2 separate regions of the Homo sapiens genome follow, and region 1 is linked to region 2. Evidence: chromatin loops called from intact Hi-C (ENCODE). Cell type or tissue: HCT116. All regions are shown on one strand. Links, peaks and the distances in the headings refer to the core of each region. The heading gives the core; the rest is flanking DNA. Region 1 has its middle 57 kb from the start of CD8B2. Region 2 overlaps UXS1 (UDP-glucuronate decarboxylase 1).

Region 1 (10,609 bases), core at 1,619-9,618, 440 kb before region 2:
GCCCCAGCTACTCGGGAGGCTGAGGCAGGAGAATCACTTGAACCTGGGAGGCGGAGGTTGCAGTGAGCTGAGATCACACCACTGCACTCCAGCTTGAGTGACAGAGCAAAACTCCATCTCAAAATAAATAAATAAATAGATAAATTAATTAAATACAATAAAATAATAAAATAAAATGTATCCCTATTGCTGTGTGAGCCCATTTCTTTTTTTTTTTTTTTTTTTTTTTTTTTTGAGACGGAGTCTCACTCTCTCTGTCAGTCTGGAGTGCAGTGGTGTGATCTCGGCTCACTGCAAGCTCTGCCTCCCGGGTTCACGCCATTCTCCTGCCTCAGCCTCCTGAGTAGCTGGGACTACAGGCGCCTGCCACCATGCCCAGCTAATTTTTTTGTATTTTTTTAGTAGAGACGGGGTTTCACCGTGTTAGCCAGGATGGTCTCTATCTCCTGACCTTGTGATCCGCCTGCCTTGGCCTCCCAAAGTACTGGGATTACAGGTGTGAGCCATCACGCCCAGCCAAGCCCATTTCTTTTATTGATCGGTAATATTCCATGGTGTGGATATACCATAATGTTTAGCCACAAATGTGCTGATGGACATTTGGGGTGTTGCCTGATTCTGGCTATTACGAGGAGAGTTGCTATGAACATTCATGTACAAGTTTTGTCATGGACTTATGTTTTTGTCTCTGGTTAAATTCCTCAGGTGGAATCATGTAAGTGTATGTTCAAAATTTTAAGAAACAGCCAAACTTTTCCAAAGTGGCTTTACCAGTTACATTCTCACCGGCACATGAGGGAATGCCAGTTGCTCCCCAACCTTGCAACATTTGGTGTGGCCATTCTTGAACTTTAGTCATTCTAATAGGTATGGGGTGGTATTAATTCCTCAAAGAGCTAAAAGCAGAACTACCATTAAACCCAGCAATTCCATTACTGAGTACACACCCAGAGGAATATAAATCATTCTACCCTAAAGACATATGCATGCAAATGTTCATTGCAGCACTACTCACAATAGCAATAACATGGAATCAACCTAAATGCCCATCAATAACAGATTAGATAAAGAAAATATGGTACATATACCCCATTGAATACTATCCAGCCATTAAAAAAGAATGAGATCATGTCTTTTGCAGGAACATGGATGGAGCTGGAGGTCATTGTCCTTAGCAAACTAATGCAGGAACAGAAAACCAAATACCATATGCTCTCACTTATAAGTGGGAGCTAAATGATAAGAACTTAAGAGCACAAGTAAGGAAACAATAGAGACTAGGGTCTACTTGAGGGGGAAAGGTGGGACGAGGGAGAGGAGCAAAAAAGATAACTACTGGGTGCTGGGTTTAATGCCTGGATGATGAAATAATATGTACAACAAAACCCCATGACACATATTTAACTACGTAACAAACCTTCACATGTACCCCCAAACCTAAAATAAAAGTTAAAAAAAATGTGCATTTCCCTAATGATGTTTAGAATCTTTTCATGTGCTTGTCTCTCATCTCTTTTTCTTCTTTGGTAAAGTGTCTGCTGAAATCTCCCTATTTTTTGTTGGCTTGTTGTTTTCTTATCATTGAATGTTCAGAGTCTTCATTCATTCCACGAATACAGATAGTAGAACTTACTACACACCAGGCACTGTGCGCATCAAAGAAAAGGCAGACAAGATCTTTTTCCTCCAGGGTATGACATTCTAGGGAGCTAGTCTGCCATGGTGCTGGAAGACAATAGTGAGTCATGCTGTAGCAAACTGCATTTTTAAAAAATGGTCCCAGTATTATTTCTGATCTCAATGATGTCCCAGAGGATTGCCACTCATTATCACAAGATGGAGTCAACTTCCCTTCCCGTCTCCTGGGTGGCCATCTTTGGCTACCTTAATGAAGAGGCGCAGAAGTGACACCACAGGACTTTAGAGATTGGGTCACAGAAAGTGGTAGGGTTTCCACCTGGTGCATGCTCTCTCTCCCTCCCTCTCTCTCTCTGTCTCCAGACGATTGTCCTCAGAGCCCGTCTCCCATATCATGAGAACCTCAGGCCACGTAAAGAGGCCACAGGTCGGAGCCGGCAGCCCTGGCAAAGGTCCCAGCAGACAGCCTGCATCCATTACACAAGTGAGTGAGCTCTCCGTGTCTCCAGCCCGAGCCTTCGGACTGCCTTGGGAGGCTGAGCAGAGCCGAGAGGACGCTTCCCTGATGAGCCCTCCTCAAACTGCAGATTCATGAGTAAAATATATATTACTGCTGTTGAAGGTTGCTATGTTTGGGAATGATTTTTATGCAGCAACAGATGACCAAAACACCAGCCACAGCAAAAAATAGCATTGTTATATTTAATGAAAATAAAATGTTTGGTATTCTGAATAGCTTCTCCCACAATAGATGGGTATATTTATGTAACCACACACATATGTATTTAAATTTTAAAACGTGTGAAAACTATAAGTGAGTTCTCCTAATTTTATAAGCGTTTGCCTTAGAAACTTAAGATACATGTTTTGCAGCTAACAGTCCGAGAGTCTCAGAATTTCAAAGCTGAAAATGCTATTGGAGTTTATGGGCTCCAGTCCTCATTTTACAATCTAGAAACCGGAAGCCAGCAATCTTTCTGTTTATCTTGCATGACCTGGAAAATAAAGACACACATTCCTGCTTTGTCACTGTCATTATAACTTCTCTGTTTAGGATGAATTATACTAAATGTGGTAAGAAAATATCATTTCCTTCCTTATCTAAGAAAACACTTCTGTTTAAGAAGCTAAATTTGTCTCCAAAGTTATTAAAATTCCAACTTACTGCCCACTGACAGTCCTGAGGCTGGTGGTGAAGGCGGCAGGTGCCGGGTGGGCACTCGGTCTGGGTTTACATCCCAGCTATGCCACCTACTGCCTGTGTGACTTTGCTGGTTTCACTTCATCCTTTCTGGGCTTACGTTTCCTCATCTGTAAGATTAAGATAATAATATAGCATATAGGCCTCATAGGATTTTTTGAAGAAAATAAATGAAATACCCTATATCAAAGCACCAGAAACAGCTGATATTCAAAAAATGGCAGCAACTCTTCCGACTCTGCCACCCACTCTAACAGCTGCCCCTGGAATTCCATTCATGGGTCTTTCTTACTGAAAAGATAAAGTAATTCATCTTTTTTAGCTCTCTTATTTAGCTTTTCAAGAAGTACATGAAAATCAGTGTGAGCCATCCGAAAGGGTTTAGGCCTTATTGGGATGGGAAACAGGAGGCATTAGAGTGGTTTAAGCAGACAAGAGACATGTTCAGAAGCTGCCTTTATAAATGATTGCTTGGAATGCCGTGTGAAGACAGGACTGGGATGGGTGGCTGACTGACTAGAGGACCAGAAATCTGTGAGGAGGCTGTGCTCATAATTACGGTAAAGCATGTCAGTGGCCTCAGTTAGAGTAGTGGCAGTAAGGCATAAATAATAATAATTATTACTACAGCTGTTGTTTGTCGGCCATCTATGTGATTGCTGAAAGAGGACTCATCCAAGGAGATAGAAAAGCAGGAGAAAACTATATTGTTGCAGAAGCAGAGTGTGTTTTAACGAAAAAGTAGACAACAATATGGAATTCTTTTTTTTTTTTTTTTTTAGATAGTGTCTTGCTCTGTCACCCAGGCTGGAGTGCAGTGGTCCAATCATTGCTCACTGTGCAACCTCAAATTCCCAGGCTTAAATGATCGTCCTGCCTCAGCCTCCTGAGTAGCTGGGACCATGGGGCTACAGACGCATACCACCACACCTGGCTAATATTTTAATATTTTGTAGGGGTGGGGTTTCACTATATTGCCTAGCTGGTCTTGAACTCCTGGGATCCAGCAATCTTCGGCCTCTCAAAGTGCTGGGATCCTCTTGATCAACAAAGAGAGGCCTGGAATTGTAACCGCTTGCACTGATGCCCACTGGAAAGCTATCCTACCCTTTACCATATGGCCTGCACCCATCTGTTGATGGTTCTCAATCCCCTGTACAATAAACAGTGAGGTCAAGTGTGTGGGGTCTGTGAATAGTCCACAGAAGGAGAGGTCGTTCAATTCTTATTTAAACGGTGACATTTAATGATTACGGCGGTCAATTCTACTCCTTTCCACATCGCCAGGGTCTGCTTTCTTCACTGTGCGATGCTATAGCCATGTGAGTCATATCAGTGAAAGGAGACGGTGGCAGGCTCGGAATATGGATTAAACACTTGTTGCTAGTACTTGCTGTCAGCATCCTACTGGCTTTTAGCAGGAGCCTACTACAGAGGTGGTTACGTCCTGCAGAGGATGGCATAGCAAACCCTGTGACAACAGCATGGCTTCCCATGTCCCCTGTGTTTCCCACAGGGGGCGACACCAGCCATGCAGAGTGAAGATTGCACCAGGTGGGAGGTGCTCCTTGACGTCTCACCTGAGGACATTTGGGCATGATCCTCCTCTGAGTGTTGGGGGGCTCTGGCTCAGCGTCTGCATTTGCAAGCACTGAAAGTTTACTGAAGAACCAGCTTTCTACAAGCATCCCCCAAAGGTCAAGCCTCCAGACCTATGGAGAACCACTCTGGAGGATGCCTTCAACAGTCAACACCCAAAAAAACCTCCAGGAGGTGAGATGACTCCTGAAGGTCCCCTCCCGGACTTTTACTGCCATTCAGAGAGCCGACAGAAACAGCCCACTCCCACCCTCTGCCTTCTCCCAGTTCACACCAGGCTCCCTCACTTCTCCAACGCAGGATCCAGAATCTCTGAATTGGATGAGGCCTCAAAGACCGTCCAGCCTAGTCCCTTATTTCGCAAATGAGGTTGTGGAGACATCAGAAGCTGAAGTGGCTTGCTTCGGGTCATGAGTAAGAAAGTGGATTCGACTGGACAGTGTCTGGAAAGGTAGCCTGGAAGGGCTGTGTCTGTCCTCCAGAGGAAGCTGAGAGGAGGCCAGACCCCAACAGCCCAGCTGGGAGTCCGTCCCCTTCCAACCTGGGCCTAAGCCTCAGGAGTGAGTTGAACGGCTCTCCCCGCATGAGAAGACACATAAACTACCCACTAGTATGGTCAGAGTTGTGATCTGTGAAACTGGGCTAAAAACAGCAAGCTACATTTAGTCATTAAGACGTTTATTTCTGCAACTGCTTCCCACATTCCAAATCTATTCAAAAACCTATTCAAATAACTAAAAACTTGTTGGTAACTTTTTTACAACTCCCATGCAGCTTCAGGATGGCCTCGCTAGACACGCATGCAGTCTGAGCACCTGTTCAACCATACTCCACCAAGTCCTGCAATTATTGATGATAAGCCTGCACACAGGCCACCCACGTGCTCTTGACCAAAGCGGATCAGGCAGTCCCAGTCCCTTGCTAGGCATCCATGGGGAAATGTGAAAACAGTTCACAAGATCTGGGTCTGGAAGAAAAATAGGACTTTCATGAGTAGAGAAGAACAATCGAATCAGATGCAAAAGATGGGCAATGTACATCACAAAACTTTCAGTGTATAAGCACAAATCCACAGAAATCCATCCAAGTTCATGGAACCTGTGAAACTCATAGAAAGCTTGAAATATAAACTGTCCAACTAAGACAGCCCTAGCTCCAGTCAATAAGAGTAATTTCACTGGGTTCTCCATGGTCCAGGGCTACTGGAATTCAGAAGATCCTGATATTTACATCATGGATTGACAGGCTTTGGATATTTTGTTTCTTTTTACTTTTATATTCTTTATTTTGTTTAATTAATTTATTTATATTGAGACAGAGTCTCGCCCTGTTACCCAGGCTGGAGTGCAGTGGTGCAGTCTTGGCTTTGGATATTTTGTTTCTTTTTACTTTTATATTCTTTATTTTGTTTAATTAATTTATTTATATTGAGACAGAGTCTCGCCCTGTTACCCAGGCTGGAGTGCAGTAGTGCAGTCATGGCCCACGGCAGCCTCAACTTCCGGGTTCAAGCAATCCTCCAATCCTCAGCCTCCCAAGTAGCTGGGACCATAGGTGGGTGCCACCACGACCGGCTAATTTTATTTTATTTTTTTGTAAAGAGGGGTTCTTATTATATTGCCCAGGCTGGTCTCGAACTGCTGGGTTCAAACGATCTTCCCAGGAGGCCTCAGCCTCCCAAAGTACTGGGATTACAAGCGTGAGCCACTCCGCCAAGCCTGATATTTTATTTGAAAATACCTAAGCCTCACTTGCAGGACTTTGTAGCTGCAGGTAAGGCAGTTCCCGGCGGTCGGGATACAAAGAGAAACATGAGAAGCCCGGGTCCTTCCGCATTGAAGTTACTTCTTCTCAGGAGAGAACTTCCAACTTTCTTTACACTGTTAACAGAGCCTATAACGAGTGGCAATCATGACTAAATACTTGTTCCTTGGGCTCAAAAACAGGGTACATTAACGCGAACCTCCCGGACCTGTGCGGCATGGCCGAGCGCTCCTCTTTCTTTATGCAGTTCTGCGCTGGAACACACGGGGGCAGCAGAGTCTAGCCTGACCCCGAGCAACGTACGGAAATGTTAGGGGCACTGCTCAGTTGATAAGCCGGGGCTGGATGATGGGCGCACATGTATTCACTTATACACACATACGTACATATACATATGTAAAATGTATATACTTTTATATTTATTTATACTTCATATATAGTATGTATTTCATATATATTTCATATATAGTATGTTTCATATATATTTCATATATAATATATATTTCATATATAATATATACTTCATATATAATATATACCTATATATTTATATAACCTATTTTATACATTACATAATATATATCCTTCATGGGGAAGGATTTCTTTACATCCTTCTGGTCTACCCAAAGTTGTCTTTAATAGGCATGTATTTGTTAAATAATCAGGAAAAAAAAAGAATTAACTTGAAAGTGGAAGAAAATGCACATTAATGAAAATCCAGGATATATATTGAGAGTTTTTCCTCACAAAAATATATTTCAGTTTACAAAATAATTAGTAATATAAGGACTCTAAGTAACAATCTCTATTCATGACTGTATTAGTCAAATGCCTTTGAGCACCTCATATGTGTATAAGTCACTCTTTTAGTTTCCAAAGATGGCAAGAGAAGTCAGATCTAGTTACTGCCCGCAGTGAGCCCACAGCTGACCAGCCGTGAACCCCAGATAATGACTGTTATATCAGAGGGATGCGCAAAATGCTGTGCAGACAACAGAGACGGAGACCGTGAACTCTACAAGGGCTGAAGTCCCTGAGGATCTACAGAGGAGGGGAGGCTGAAGGTTTGTCTTCAAAGGTTAAGTAAGAATTGACCAGTTAAAGTGGCAAGTGGCGTATCAGACAGGGAACAGTCAAGACAAAGTTTATGGAGAGTTGGAAGAAGGAAAAGTTGGCTGGAGGTAGAGTGAAGGCTGAGCCATGGGGAACGGTGGTCCCGCCAGAGAGTGAACAGCCTTGACCTCTAGCTTACACTGCAATGGGATGGCTGGCAGAGGCTGTAGTTGAAGCCATGCCTGGGCTCTGGATACAGCTCTGCCAAGATAGGGCAGATTCGTGGTGGAGTTGGAAGGATAGAAGGGATGAAATATGTTGGTAGGTTCTCTATTCCAGTGACTTTCCAACTTTTTAAACTGCAACCTGCAATAAAGAATGCCTTTCACAATGCCACTCAATATACAGAAATATACATGCATGTGTGGTGGACATTCATATAATGCAAACATACATACAATATGTAATGCACTCCCACCTTGTATGGTCTCTATTTCATTAATAGAGAGAGATTTCATAATCCACTAACAGGTCGCATCTTACGGTTTGAAAAATGCATTCTAAAATGGTTTCTCAACCTCATACCTTTGACGTTTTGGGCCAGGTGATTGCTGGTTGTGGGAGCTGTCCTGTTCATTGCACAATGTTTAGCAACATATCCGCTAGATGCCACTAGCATCCCCTTCCCAAGTTCTGACAGCCAATAATGTGCCTGGACATTGTCAAATGTGCCCTGGGGTGCAAAACTGCCCCTTGGTTGAATACCACTGCCCTAACCAAAGGGAAATAATCTGGTTTTGGGGGAAGAGGACGTTTGACCTCACATTCAGGAGTGAGTGGCCCTACTTCCATAGGGGGTCACTAACCACCAACAAGAGAGAAGAAACTGACCAATTTTGAGCATGAATGACGGAGAGGGATCTAGAGTTAGTGGGAGGTCCTAGTGATACACAGATACAAACAGGCATGCTGCAGACCTTGTCACACAGCCAGCGTGCCACCGTGGCCTACCTCAAACCACACCTGCCTGCCTTCCTCTGCCCCAGCCCACCAAGCCTGCCCACCACAGGGCCCTTGCACATCCAGCTCTCTGCAAAACTCTTCATTCCCTCTCCTCCTGCTGGGCTCCTGTGGACCATTGAGTCTCTTAAAGGTCATTTTCCCCAAAAGGCTGTCTCCACTCCCCCAGCCGAATGAAGCTCCCCTGATATGCCTTCAAGACACCCGCTAGTTGTCACTTTGAATACTTACTGCAAAAGGTAGTTATAAGAGTATTTGGGGCCGGGCACAGTGGCTTGCGCCTGTAATCCCAGCACTTTGGGAGGCCGAGGCAGGTGGTTCACAAGGTCAGGAGTTCGATACCAGCCTGGCCAAGATGGTGAAACCCCATCTCTACAAAAAATAGAAAAATTAGCCTGGCGTGGTGGTAGGCGCCTGTAATCCCAACTACTCAGGAGGCTGAGGCAGGAGAATCACTGGAACCCAGGAGGCAGAGGTTGCAGTGAGCTGAGATTGCGTCACTGCACTCTAGCCTGGGTGACAGAACAAGACTCCATCTCAAAAAAAAAAAAGGAGTATTTGGATGATTATTTGCTTGATTTACTTTTTCCCCCTCAAGACTGTGAAAGTCCTGAAAGCAGGGGGTTTGCCTGCTTGGCTCACCCAGAACAACAAGCCGACTTGCTAAATGAGGGAGTGGTACTGCCAGTTGACTTCATTCTTGGTCCTATTTTTATCTGTTTTGAGATTGACATTAATGCGCCTTTGGTGGGCTGGTCTCCTAGGGCTAATTGTCATTTCTTTGCAGTAAGAAATGTTGAAAAGCTTTTTAAATAAAATAATGAAAATACGAATTTCTCACAAAGGCTGAGTTTCTAATAACATAATTATTCCAACACTCATCTTGAGACCACATAATTAAGAAACAGTAATACTTGGATATTTTTTTTAATTTGAGAGGTCTACATAAACGATTCTCTGCATGATTCTTTCTTTGATCATTGAAGCTGTCATTTTCTTTTTTCATTCTTAGGAAATCATTCCACATAACAAAATTGAATTTCTTTCAAGCCATAAAATTATTGGAATATAACATCCACCCTAACTTCATCTACATAACATGAAGTATATAATTTCCACTCAAAATTAATTCTCAATGTAAACAAGAATAACAATAAACCAAAATTCACTTATGTTTACTATGAAATAGATTTAACGATCAGGAAGTCCCATGACAAAAAAGGGAGATTCAGTGACGGGAACAGTGATTAAGTTAGCCAAGATGCTCAGCAGTAGGAGAATACACTTTTTTTTCCCACTTGGCAAAGCTTAAATAATTTTTTAAGTGTCAGATTCTGTTCTTATTTTATCAGCCAAAGGAGGCTTGGTTTCCAAGCCGTGTATCCGTCAAGAAATTGGAATTCAAGCAAACACATATTTTGAAGTTTGATGCATTGAAGCCAAACACTGTAGAGACAATGATAAATATGATATGGTCCATCTTAAAAATGTTTTTGGTGTTTGTGTGAAACATCCTGTAAGCTGGAATTAAGCAGCAAAGAGCAATGATGCCCAGAAGCTGCAGCCCCGTGTGGCCCCCTAATTCCACAGTAAGACCCCTTATTTGTCTTCAGAATAAAAGATGAGCACACCGCACACATGGTATTGTGTCCCAAGTACATCAACTTTCCATGTTTTGGCGTGGAAACAAGAAACATCTTTACTTCAATTCCATAAAGTAGTTCTCTAAATTTTAGAAATATAAATATGTTTGCCTTTTGGGACCAATATATATATTTCCCCTTGAACTCACTTATTCATCCATTTATTTCACAAATTTATAAGGAGCTTGCCCTGTGCTAGGTGCTGTGATACCTGCTGGAGACACAGTGGTGAAGAGACACAGGAGGTCTCAGCACACAGGTGAGACCCACACATGGGCCCCGAGTGCTGTGGGGGCACCAGGCACTCTGCTAAGTGCTTCATGTGCCTCACTCATCAACACAGCAACTCCATGGGGCAGGCACTGCCCTGGCCCTGAAATGAGTGAGGCCAAGGTGTGTAAGTGAACACGTGTTCACTTGCGCTGTGACCAGGTAGAGTCAGAAGTTCAGCCAGCACACACCAGCTGCAAGAACCCGGCTCTGAAGTCCTCATGTGTCACTAGTTCATGAGCTACTGATCACACACATGCAGTCACACAGATAAACAGTCACACCGTGCACAAGCTCTGGGAGGGGGACACACTGCATATGAGACTGTTTCAGATGGCAGTGCCCGGCCTGATGAGGAAGGGCAAGGAAGGCCCCCAGGGGAAGCCTTGAGGCAGTGTGGAAGGGTGGGTGGGTGGAGAGC
Region 2 (10,609 bases), core at 780-8,779:
TGAGCCAGCCTGTCTTTAGAAACACTCGGCTTACTGAGGAAGGGAAATAAGGAGGTGTGTCCACCTATTTCCTTTTCTGCTACATTTCCGACAAGTCACTTCTGAGGTGAAGACCTCTTTGAGGGTGGCCAGAAACAGCTCAGCGTCTCGTTCTCCCTTTCCAAGCTGGATGGGTATGATTGCTTACCTTGCAGCCGTGTTTTTGAGCAGATTCCTCATGCCTGTCTTAGCATCTCACTCGTTGCTGTACCAGATGCCTGTGATGAGGACTCAGGGAGTATGTCGCTGGGTTAAGTGCATCATACATCAAAGCTATATTTTAAGTGGAATCATGTTCAGCAAAGTTTGCATCTCAGATTAGAAAATAGATGAGTATGGTTCAGGTAGAGCTATTGTCCTAAGTTTATTTTCGAAGAGGCTTTGGTCCACAGTTCAGTTATGGCACTCACCTTCACAGGAGGGGTCATTCTGCTTTCCACCTTATGTGATTTATCCCAGGTTTGGATTTGCCCAGGACAGGTCAGATGTGGTAGAATTGGGGTTTGAATCCAGTGCTATATCATTTTAAAAGCCTTGCTATTCTTCCAAAGGGAAATTGTGGAAAAATCATACTTCTAAGACCAATTCAAAGCTGGTATGATGTTTAGCCTTTTTATTGATACTGTGGTATGTTAAGTGATTCTTACATTGGGCCTTCGTTTGTGGCGGAAAGCCATAGGATTTGTTAAACAGTTATTCAATGGTACTAAAGTATGGTGAGGAAGACTTTATTCAGGACCATCATGACAGGAATACGGATCACTGCAGTGGGATTTTTCGGGGGGGAAAGACTGGGATCAACTCCAAATACAGCACAGGCAAGCAGAATTTACAGCCAAGGAGCAGGGAGGAGGTGAGTGGATGGAAAATTATTAAGAGGAAGCATCAGAGGTAAGGCGGATTCTAGCTAAACCAACCTAACAGGATTCTTGCTGACAACAGGCCAGGGTGGTCGGACACACTCTAGGGGATATGGGGGGTGAGGAATGTCAGATGTCGAGGGTGATCAGATATCGAGGGTAAGGGTTTCTTGTGAAACTGACTTAGCAGGGTTCTTGTCAAAACTACATTTTACAAGGAAGTGCACAAATGGGCCTAGGAGAAGGTACTCGAGGCTGAACGAAGTTTGGCCAAGCAAAGAATCTTTGTTACATCTTAAACACATAAAGCACAGCGGCTGGGGACATTGCTAAGTGATCATGAGAGCTCCTCGCTGCCCCTCACCCCCGGCCGGTCCTCTCCCCTGTTGGTTACTCCTTGATCATCATGCTGCTTTGACCTGCACACAGCCCTTCGTTCCCCGGCCCCCAGTAGCAGCCTTGACTCTTGCACGAATCTCCTGGCATCTCTCCTGTTCTGTGAAATGAAGCCAGAGGGACCGAATCTCACACTGTCTTCTGTTAGAAGAACAATGAGAAGGCTGAGGGAGCTCTGCTGCCATCAGCTGTCCACACCAGATCCCTGTGATACTCATGCCCTGGATTTTGCTGCACACTCAATTTGTGCCAAGTCCCTGCAGGCCTTATCTTGAAGTGGGGGAGATGGAAGGCCTCAGACCATGCTGGGAGGGCTGTACACAGGGTCTGCAGTTGCATTCTAGAGCCCAGGGAAGACAGATATTTTGGATGGGGCATAATTGCATAGCATCTTCTCTCTTGCACACACACCCCTTTCTTTTACTTTACATTTTCACATTAGCGCACACAGTGAATATTTCACACATGAATTACAAATCCTCATGTTGCAAAGTACTGTGTTAGTGAAATAGGTAGGCTAATTTAAACCAAAGTACAGATGATGGATGTGATATGCTATAGAAACTGAAATCCAGCAGGACTCTTAAGGACATGAGGAAGGAAGTATTCCAGGCTGCCACTGACATTGCATCTTAGCCTAATGCACACACTGGAGCATACAAACTTTCAGGACTGTGTCAGCAAGGTCTGTGGGGGTATGCAGTGGGCGTCCCACGGGATCCACGCCTTTCCACTGCAGCCCAGGCAGAACAGCCTCCTCTTGTACTAGGGACTATTTCCTTGAGGCCCAGTTGGGCCTCAGGTGGGACCTCAGAGGGAGTGCTGCTGAGCACCTTTTGTCACCGTACCTGAAGGCAGCATAGCTTACCCGGTGACCGTGGTGCCTGCAGATGAACCTTGTGTCGGTGCTGGCTGGGTGGGGAGCTGCCCCTGGCGAGTCACGCAGGGAAATGCACCCACAGTCGTAACTCTCCTTCCAGTGCACTTATGAATGAGTCAACGGTGGGAAATACCCAGCAGACTGCAGGTTATTTTGGGAGCCTTTTGGACTTCCCAGGCTGCAGCCCTTTGGGATTAAGTGATATTCAAGCTGCTGAATGTCTCCACCACAAGTCCCTTGTTTGGTTGAGCAGGTACCTGGCGTGGTTCTTCACATCCTGACCCTGGCAGCCTAGTTAACCCATCCCGGTCGGGGGGCTTACCCAGCATGTATTGCCCTGGATTGTGTTCCTCCAGGGCTTGGGGTCAGCATGTTTCGGTGGAATGGAAAGCTGCCACTGTGCTCTTCCATGGCTCCTCTCTGAGAGACGGTGTGTGAGTGGACACCGCTGCTCTGATGAGTGAGCCTGGGCTTTAGATCAGACTGAAGACTGGCCTCGGCTGGCTTGTTGAAGGCCACTGCCGCTCTGGACAAAGGTGGGCTTTCTGTGAATGTGGCTGGAATGCACTAGCAGACTGGTGAGCCCACCATCACAGTGGCCCTGACTGAGTGTGGTGGGAAGGTGCAAAACAAGCAGCAGAGGTGCATCTGTGCGCTCAGCTTTGAGAGCAGAGCCCCGGATGCAGACAGAGGCAATGGGCAGGACAGCAGCACAGCCCCAAACCCACCTGTGGAGGAGCCTGTGACGCGGGAGTTGCCTAAATCCGATACTCACTACAGTGAGGTTGGAGAATGGCCTGGTGCCAGCCTGAGAGCCACAGTTTGAAAAAAGAAAAAAAAATCTACAGGTAGTTCTGAAATTATGAACACAATAGGGCAGGAAAAAGAATTCTGAACTTGGAGTCAAGATAAATTTCACTCTGCTGAATGCAGGTCACTCCAGCGCTTTGACCTTCCATTACCTCATCTCCAAAATAAGGTTGTAAAAAACAAAAAGAGTTACACCTACGGCACTGGTGTAGAGGGGAGTTTCCAGGCTGAGGGAGCTGGCAGTGGGTGGACCTCCTGTCCTACCAACTCAGGCCCACTGCTTCCTACCTTCCTCACATGTATCAGAAGTATCAGCCAGGCCAGAGAATCAGGTTCAGGCAGAACTGTCAAGGAATTCCCCTCTGCTTCCAAGAGGCCCATGCCCATCCTTCCTCAATGTTCCTTTACTGAGATTTGTTGCAGCTGTAGTTTCTGTGTTGACAGGAATCCCCATTCCTCAGTATCCCCAGCCTTTTCTCAGTGTAAGGCCTTCCCCCCAAGAACAGAACCTACATAGATAGAACTGATACACCTGTGGAATTGGCATATAAATGTTTATTAAGAAAACAGAGATAGCCTTTGAACCTGCTTTTTAAATAAATAAATAAGGCTTTCAGGGGGTTTGATGCATGTGCTTTTTTTTTTTTTTTTTGAGACGGAGTTTCACTCTTGTTGCCCAGGCTGGAGTGCAATGGCACGATCTCGGCTCACTGCAACCTCCGCCTCCCAGGTTCAAGCAATTCTCCTGCCTCAGCCTCCCTAGTAGCTGGGATTACAGGCGCCCACCACCACACCCAGCTAATTTTGTAATTTTAGCAGAGACAGGGTTTCTCCATGTTGGTCAGGCTGGTGTCGAACTCCCGACCTCCGGTGATCTGCCCATCTCGGCCTCCCAAGGTGCTGGGATTACAGGCTTGAGCCACCGCGCCAGGCCATGCGTGTGCTTTTCTTCTCCACCTGATCCTTCCCCTTTTCCTTCTCAGAGCTGGAGCGGGGAGCTCTGGGAAAGCCAGGCTGAGTGTCTGGTGCTGAGGGGGCTGGTGCTGTTCACAGAGCTGCTGGCAGGGGCTCTTTTTTGCTGTCAGGCGGGAAGAGACCCCAGGGTTGTTATAATCAAGCTTGTTCCCAAAGGCAGTCCCTTCTTCCCAGCTGCCTGCTTTCCACCACAGGGAGGTACACAAGCAAACAAAACCCCCGAGGGCACTCTTGTTCCTGTGATGCCGCGCTTAGGAGATCTCCCCAAGCACCTCTGTTGCCGTCTCCGCCTCAGTGAGTGGCGTGATCCGTGGCGCTCCGCAGGTCATTCAGCAGATGCTCATCCCATGCTGGTATCGCACCTCACATCGTGCTGGGCTCCAGCAGGGCAAAGGGGGTTCGGACACCAGTCCTTCTGGGGAGTTCACAGTTGGGGGCAGTTGGCAAAGGGCTTTCCCTGGGCAATGAGCCAGAGAAGCTTCTCCAGGAGGTGGCATCAGAGCTTGTCCCTAAAGGATGAGTAGCACTCTGCCAGGTGGAAAGTAGACAAGACGGTCTCAGCTGGCAGAGCAAAGAACACAAGCCAAGCTATGGAAGTGTGGAGCAAATGTGCAGTGGAAACAAAGGGGAATGTGACCCTCCTCCTGCCACCTCCGCATCACTTTCAGAGTCTCCTGCATGCCTCTCCACCTTGGCCTTATATTAGAATCTCCTGGGGAGCTAGCTGTAACAATACCAGGAGATGCCGGCCTCATCCCAAACAGTCTGTGAACCAGCCTGGGCGGCATCCCCAGCTCTGCTGTTGGGCAGTCAGTGTGAGGAACCCCAGTTAAATGCATGTATTAATGTTTGTGTGTAGATCTGTCACCTAGCTGGACTCTGAGGTCACAGCCCCCCAGAGCCTCACATGATGCCTGACACATCGTAAGACTCCAGCAGAAGCGAATTCCTTCAGGCACTGTCTTTTGAGGGAAAACTTTACACAGCTATACCAGGTGCACACTTTAGGTATTGCTGCCACCATCTCACTGTCAAGGCATGGTCTCGAAGTAGAGTGCGGGATGTGGTGCTAGATGCTTTGAGTCAGCATCACTGCCCCCTGGGATCAGTTTCAAGGTCGGACTGTGTCCCCTGGAGTTTCAAGGACACCTACGCAGGACGGGTGTGGTTTTATCAGGAGGCCTAACTGTTGGTTTCCTTCCAGGTATACGGATCCGGGTCTCAGACAAGGGCGTTCCAGTACGTCAGGTAAGACTGTCCTGCCCTGCCCCAGCCTTAGCAGTGCTTTGGAGCAGGGGTCATGCCAACTTGACAGACAGTTCAGTGTCTTGTATATGTTAACCATTTCCACAACGCTAACACTATATATTGATTAAAAATTTTTAATTTTATGATGGGAAAACTTGCTGTTCTCTGTTTAAAAGTTAAAATTTGCATTCATCTCCATGACTATCGTGACTCATGTGCTAATCTTTTACTGCCACCTAGCGGTGTGTGGGTGAAGTTGCCCAGCTCTGAGGGTGACTTGGGTGATTTCAGCGCAGGTGGAGTTAAGAGATGGCCTTTTGCATCCAGCAGACCTGTGAATGCCAGAATCTGACCCATTGCAAACATGGCTCGCGGGGTGGAGGAGATAGTCCTTGTGGAGGGCACAAGGTAGATAGTGTTCTTATGTTGAATTTCACGCTGAAACTAAATGCAGATAAAAATATATTTTTTGAATAGATTCACGTGGTGATTTTTATTGCTTTCTTGGCAGCCCTTATAAACCCACTGTTCTGTTGTTCCATTCCGTTGGTGATTAATTTTAGAAGGCAGTGTGGATTCTCAGAGTAGTTAGGATAGAAGCAGTTGTGTATGCCAAAGTGCATCCACCAGTATGTGGCTATTGTAAATTCTGTGAAAGTTTCTGGTATCCTGAATTGTTGTAAAACCCAGTTCTATATTTTGAACCCACATATTTTCACTCTTCATTGCAAATACCCCAGTATGCCTGTCAATCAGGAAGTGTTATTCCTGCTGTCTTAGGGCCATCCCAGGGGCACTAGGGTGAGATGGTGGCTGTTGTGCAGGTCGGGGCAGCCCCCAAGTCCCACCTCAGCCAAAGCAACCACATAAAATTGTACCTACCCAGGACCCTTAGGTAGGGGTCCTGGGTAGGAGTCCCGTGGAGAAATGGAACTGGTAGTAAAATAAAATTTTAAAAAGAAATCAAAATAACCACTGTAGATTTTTGCTGAAAGTATTTGTGAATTTCCATTTACTCCAAAAGAAAGCTGTGAGTAAACATTTACACAGCCAGTAGTTTTTTCCTCCCCACCCATTAATATCTTGCCTCAAGGGGCAAAAGCCCAGAAGTGTACTATAACCAACTTTGTGGCCCAAATAGGCATGCATATTCTAAAAAGCGATTTAACAGGGAAATGGCAGCTGCCCCCGCTTTGGGACTGTGTTCATTTCAAAGCACTTAACGTAGGCACTATGTCCCTGGAGGAAACTATCATGGCACACTTCTGTATGGGGACCAAATTGTGGGCCTCCCTTGGATTGAGTACCGTCTTTCCATAGTGACGCGTTCTTATCCCATCCTCCTCCACTCACCCAGCTGTGCCCTTTTCTGAGGGAGTCTTGCTGTCCTCGGTTATGTGTGCCTGCCTCGGGCTGCCTCACCAGTGGCGCCCAGGCTTCTCCAGCCCCCACACCACATGGAATATCAATGAGATGTTGTGCGGTAAAAGGAAACCAGTCAGGACCCATTCTTCTTTCTGCTCTCATTATCTCAAGGGCATTGTGTGCAAAATTCATTTAAAATAGCCTCAGAGACTTTTCTTTTTGCTAGGACTAAAATATTTTGAGCATTCAGTGATGCCTGTGCTATGTGCTGTCCCAGCTCAGGACAAAATGCACCCTGGCCCGCTCTGATGGCCTGGTCACTGTCCTGTGCCTGCTTTGATGGTCGTGGCTCATGCTCCTAGCTGCCATCACATGCATCGTCCTCTCCCACACCACTTGACTACTTGAAAAGAGGGCATGAGCAGTTTCCCTAGACACATGGTTGTTAACCCTTTTAGAAAACCCATTTCATAACACTTCAGTAGTATTTATTTACTCCCCACTCTGGTGATCCTCTCTGGTTTCACATTAGCAGAGTCTGAGATGATGAGGCTTCAGGGACTTTGCCATACTTGGGCAAGGGTTTCCTGACTTAAACTTTTTAGTTATTGAGGACTCAGATGAGTTCATTAACTGACCAAAGTTTTGATGTTTTTCACAAGCAATTTTTTAGGAACTGAGCGTCTTTTAGTAATGCACGATGTCTGGGTCCATATAGTTACTGTACTAAATTAACCATTCCCCAAACCCATGATTGCCTCGAAACAACAGTGCAGGGAGTCTGAGGTCTAGGTGGCCATCCGCATCGGCATTTTGGCATGACTCTGTTTAATATTCTCATGGCCGGTTTTGTCCTCATTTACATAACAAAGGCATGCTATATTTTTTAAAAGTCACTTTGTCAAAATGACACTTGTAAAGAGCTTCAGGTTAAAGAATGTGATCTATGCAATTTTGACCTTAAAAGTTGCCAGTTTGTCATGTAAAAGGCCCATGGCTCTCCCGTCTGCCCCACTGAGGATGACTGCCTGAGAGTCACCCTTCTTCCAACTCAGATAAACCCCACCCCCCAGTTTCAATATTAAATCATATTGTGGATGCAATGGAATGGCAGCTTTTAATGTCTTTTTATAAACCTGCACAGATGTATGTCATGAGTGCACTATTGTAATGTAGCAATACTGCCATAGTGATGAAGTGACTTTTTGCTAGTTTCTATAAAGGAGAAATCATCCAAGGTTAGCAGGGATTTGCATTTGTGCTTGATCCTTGAGAATAGAACATTTTAAGCATGTTCATATGAAATACGCATTTGTCGTAAAGGAAAACGCAGAAATATCTGATTTACGAAATACCCCAATAGGTTTTTTCAATTGAAAGCAAAACCTATCTGCGGTTTTCTTTTGGAAGTTTATCCTGACCCAGAGTGACCTGCTCCTCACTGGTAACGATGGAGGAGGAGAAGGAGAAGGGTCAGAGCTTTAAAAGTCTTCTAAGAATTGTAGCTCATGGAAAATTGGCGTAGAAAAAGTGCTTGTGCTTAGCAGTGAGGTGTCATTTTTACGAAGTAACTTTGTTTTAACAGAGCCACACTTTAAAGCTTCTGAAAATAAGAACCAAACCTTGGTAAGCGAAAGTTTGCTTACTTATCTTCACCTTCATGGCCTAGTTGATCACAATCCATTTGAAACATCCAAATATCCCTGACCGTTTCATACGAGGTGTTTTGGGGGGTGGCGACTTTAAGGTTGGGGGAGTAGGGAGTGACGTTTCTGTTTATTTCAACCCTCAGTATTGTTTGCCTTTATCTGTGATTTGCCAGTATGGGGATCACATACTGGAGTTCGTTCATTTCCGTGGATCTTGTTTTTAAAAGTAATCATGTGCTTTCGTACAGGTCAACTACTGGGTTCACATTAAACATGAATTTTCTTTGGAAACTTATGTAAACTCCATCTTTTTTGAGTGTATGCCTGTTTTAACTTATGCTTAGTTTTTAATTGTTAAAGGACTTCAGAAATGCAGTGGCGAACTCAGCCCCATCACTCAGCTTCCATCCTATTTAACTATCTCCACCACACCCAAAAAAAGCAAATCCCAGACATCAAATATATCATTTCATCCATAAATACTTTCGCATTGTAAACACCATCTTAGTTTGTAGGATTTTGTTTCGACATTCAATTTTCCATTTGGGTTTTTGTTTTCTCCTGGGGGTGGTAATTTTTCTTCTGGGAGGGCTTCTATGTGGTGCGTGGCACTAGCATATTCCAGCAGGCAGAGCCTCACCTGCCTCCCCTTTTTTTCCAGCGATCTAGTGAATGGCCTCGTGGCTCTCATGAACAGCAACGTCAGCAGCCCGGTCAACCTGGTGAGTGCTCCTCTCCCTCCACTCTGCAGGACAGCTCAGACTTTCGTTCATTTGTGAAACCATGAGCAGCACCAGGCTTTGCTTCATTTGCCATCGGCACACTTAGGACATTTGTGTTTGTTGCTTGCTAAATACTAGAGGAAAAACAAACAAACACAAAGTAAGAGTATACAAAGAAGTAAAACATCTGCAAGGCACGGGTGAGTGATGTAATCAGTCCCTCCACCTTCTGAAGGGCCTGGGTCTAAGATTGTGTGAAGCCTTTTGGTGGTAGTAGGTGGACGTGTGTGTGCATCTCGTTCTCTATTTAACAGGCGGGTCATCATTATAAGGCCTGATTGCATTTTTAGAAGATGGAGGTTGTTCAGAGGGAAAATTTTCCGGTTGCTGATGATGTCTGTCATTTAGCCGGACAGACCACCTTCATGGCTTCTCGCCTTCCCTGCATGCCTGCCCACAGCCCCAGAACCTCCCTGTTGGAGGGATCATCCAGCCTTGAGCAGTTTCAGTGCTGGTGAACTTGCTTCTGCTCAGAGAAATTCACCCTGTCTTTGGACAGTTCTGGCCGGCAGAAAGCTCTTCCTCATATTGGACCAGAAATCTCACTTTCTGCACACCTGTCCACTGACCTCACTTCTCCACCTGGGGCCATTCATGGCTAGTGTGATGCCTCTACAGTGTGGTAACTCTCCAAGGATTTGAAGGAGATGGTCCTACCCCCTAAGCTGCCTCCTCCTTGGTGCATCAGCCAAGGTCATGGTAGGACCTCTTACCCTTTCTGTCACTGAGTGATTTTCTGAGCAGTTTTGTTCCATCTCATTTAAAATGCAAGGTTTCCAATGTGGACTGTCCAGCATTCAAGATGTTCTGCTTCTGTTGATGGCAGTGGACACAAGAACCTCTTAGCTCACAGAGACCTCCCCCTTAACCCTACCTTGGGGTCATTTCAGGTGCTTCTCCCAAATTACCTCTCCTGGTTCCTACACAACACTCTAAAGTTCAGGGAACTCTAAAATGTTGGCCATGTGACCTATTTCTTGCAAACCATGTCACCTTTGCTTATGCATGTCTTTGTAACCAGCCATCTCAAATACATTGCAGACCATGCATTTTTCCCTGAGGTGAAAGGGAATTCTCATCACGTAGGAAAGAATTGCCCTGGAGTGCTGACTCCATTCTGGGACTGTTGCTGATTCATGGGTACAGTGTGCCACTTTTGAAAAAAATTCACTTAAAACAGACCAGAACGTGCCTCACACTGTAAGCCTCATTTTGCTTGCAGCATTTGCCTGTGTACACTGGAGAGGCCCGAGGCGCCCCTGCTCTGCGTTTTTGTTGCAGGTTCTTTAGCAAGGGTGTTGTCAGTGACTTCCCTGGGCAGCCAGGCTCTTCTCTGTAGATACCATGTTCCTCCTTCCCTCTTTGGGGAGGGCCTTTGCACAGGGACAATTCCTAAAATTGGAATCGTGTGTCTGCCAGGAGAAAGGCAGAATCACTTTCTTGCAAATTTCCGTCACTCCACTTCGCTAGTCATCCCCTCTGTGCTCCATTGAGGCCCAGGGTCTCTCCCTCCACATTTACCATCTAGCTTCAGGCTAACCGAGGACCTGGGCATGAAGAGGCTTTAGGGTATAGAATTATCAGACTTTATGGTGGTCTCTTATG

Evidence for each region. Peaks named below come from ENCODE experiments on the same cell type or tissue, not always from the same donor. Only the 100,000 strongest peaks of a DNase experiment are listed, where the experiment ranks them.
Region 1: a loop joins it to region 2, with 12 times the contacts of the local background. A loop is called at or near these places in 83 of 110 quality-filtered maps.

Annotation. Positions count from the first base shown.
Region 1 is chr2:106,538,788-106,549,396 of GRCh38, reverse strand. It overlaps a transcript of CD8B2 not described here. Among named protein-coding and RNA genes, the nearest start is that of CD8B2, 57 kb to the right of the region's middle. In HCT116, for the core only: CTCF peaks have their summits at 4,363 and 6,463; a DNase peak (open chromatin) is centred at 6,436; H3K4me3 peaks cover 645 bases; H3K27ac peaks cover 390 bases.
Region 2 is chr2:106,099,393-106,110,001 of GRCh38, reverse strand. UXS1 (UDP-glucuronate decarboxylase 1) reads left to right here. Exons shown (of 15, transcript NM_001253875.2): 11 at 5,165-5,208; 12 at 8,884-8,944. Among named protein-coding and RNA genes, the nearest start is that of ECRG4, 39 kb to the right of the region's middle. In HCT116, for the core only: CTCF peaks have their summits at 1,507 (motif pointing left) and 5,458 (motif pointing left); a DNase peak (open chromatin) is centred at 5,471.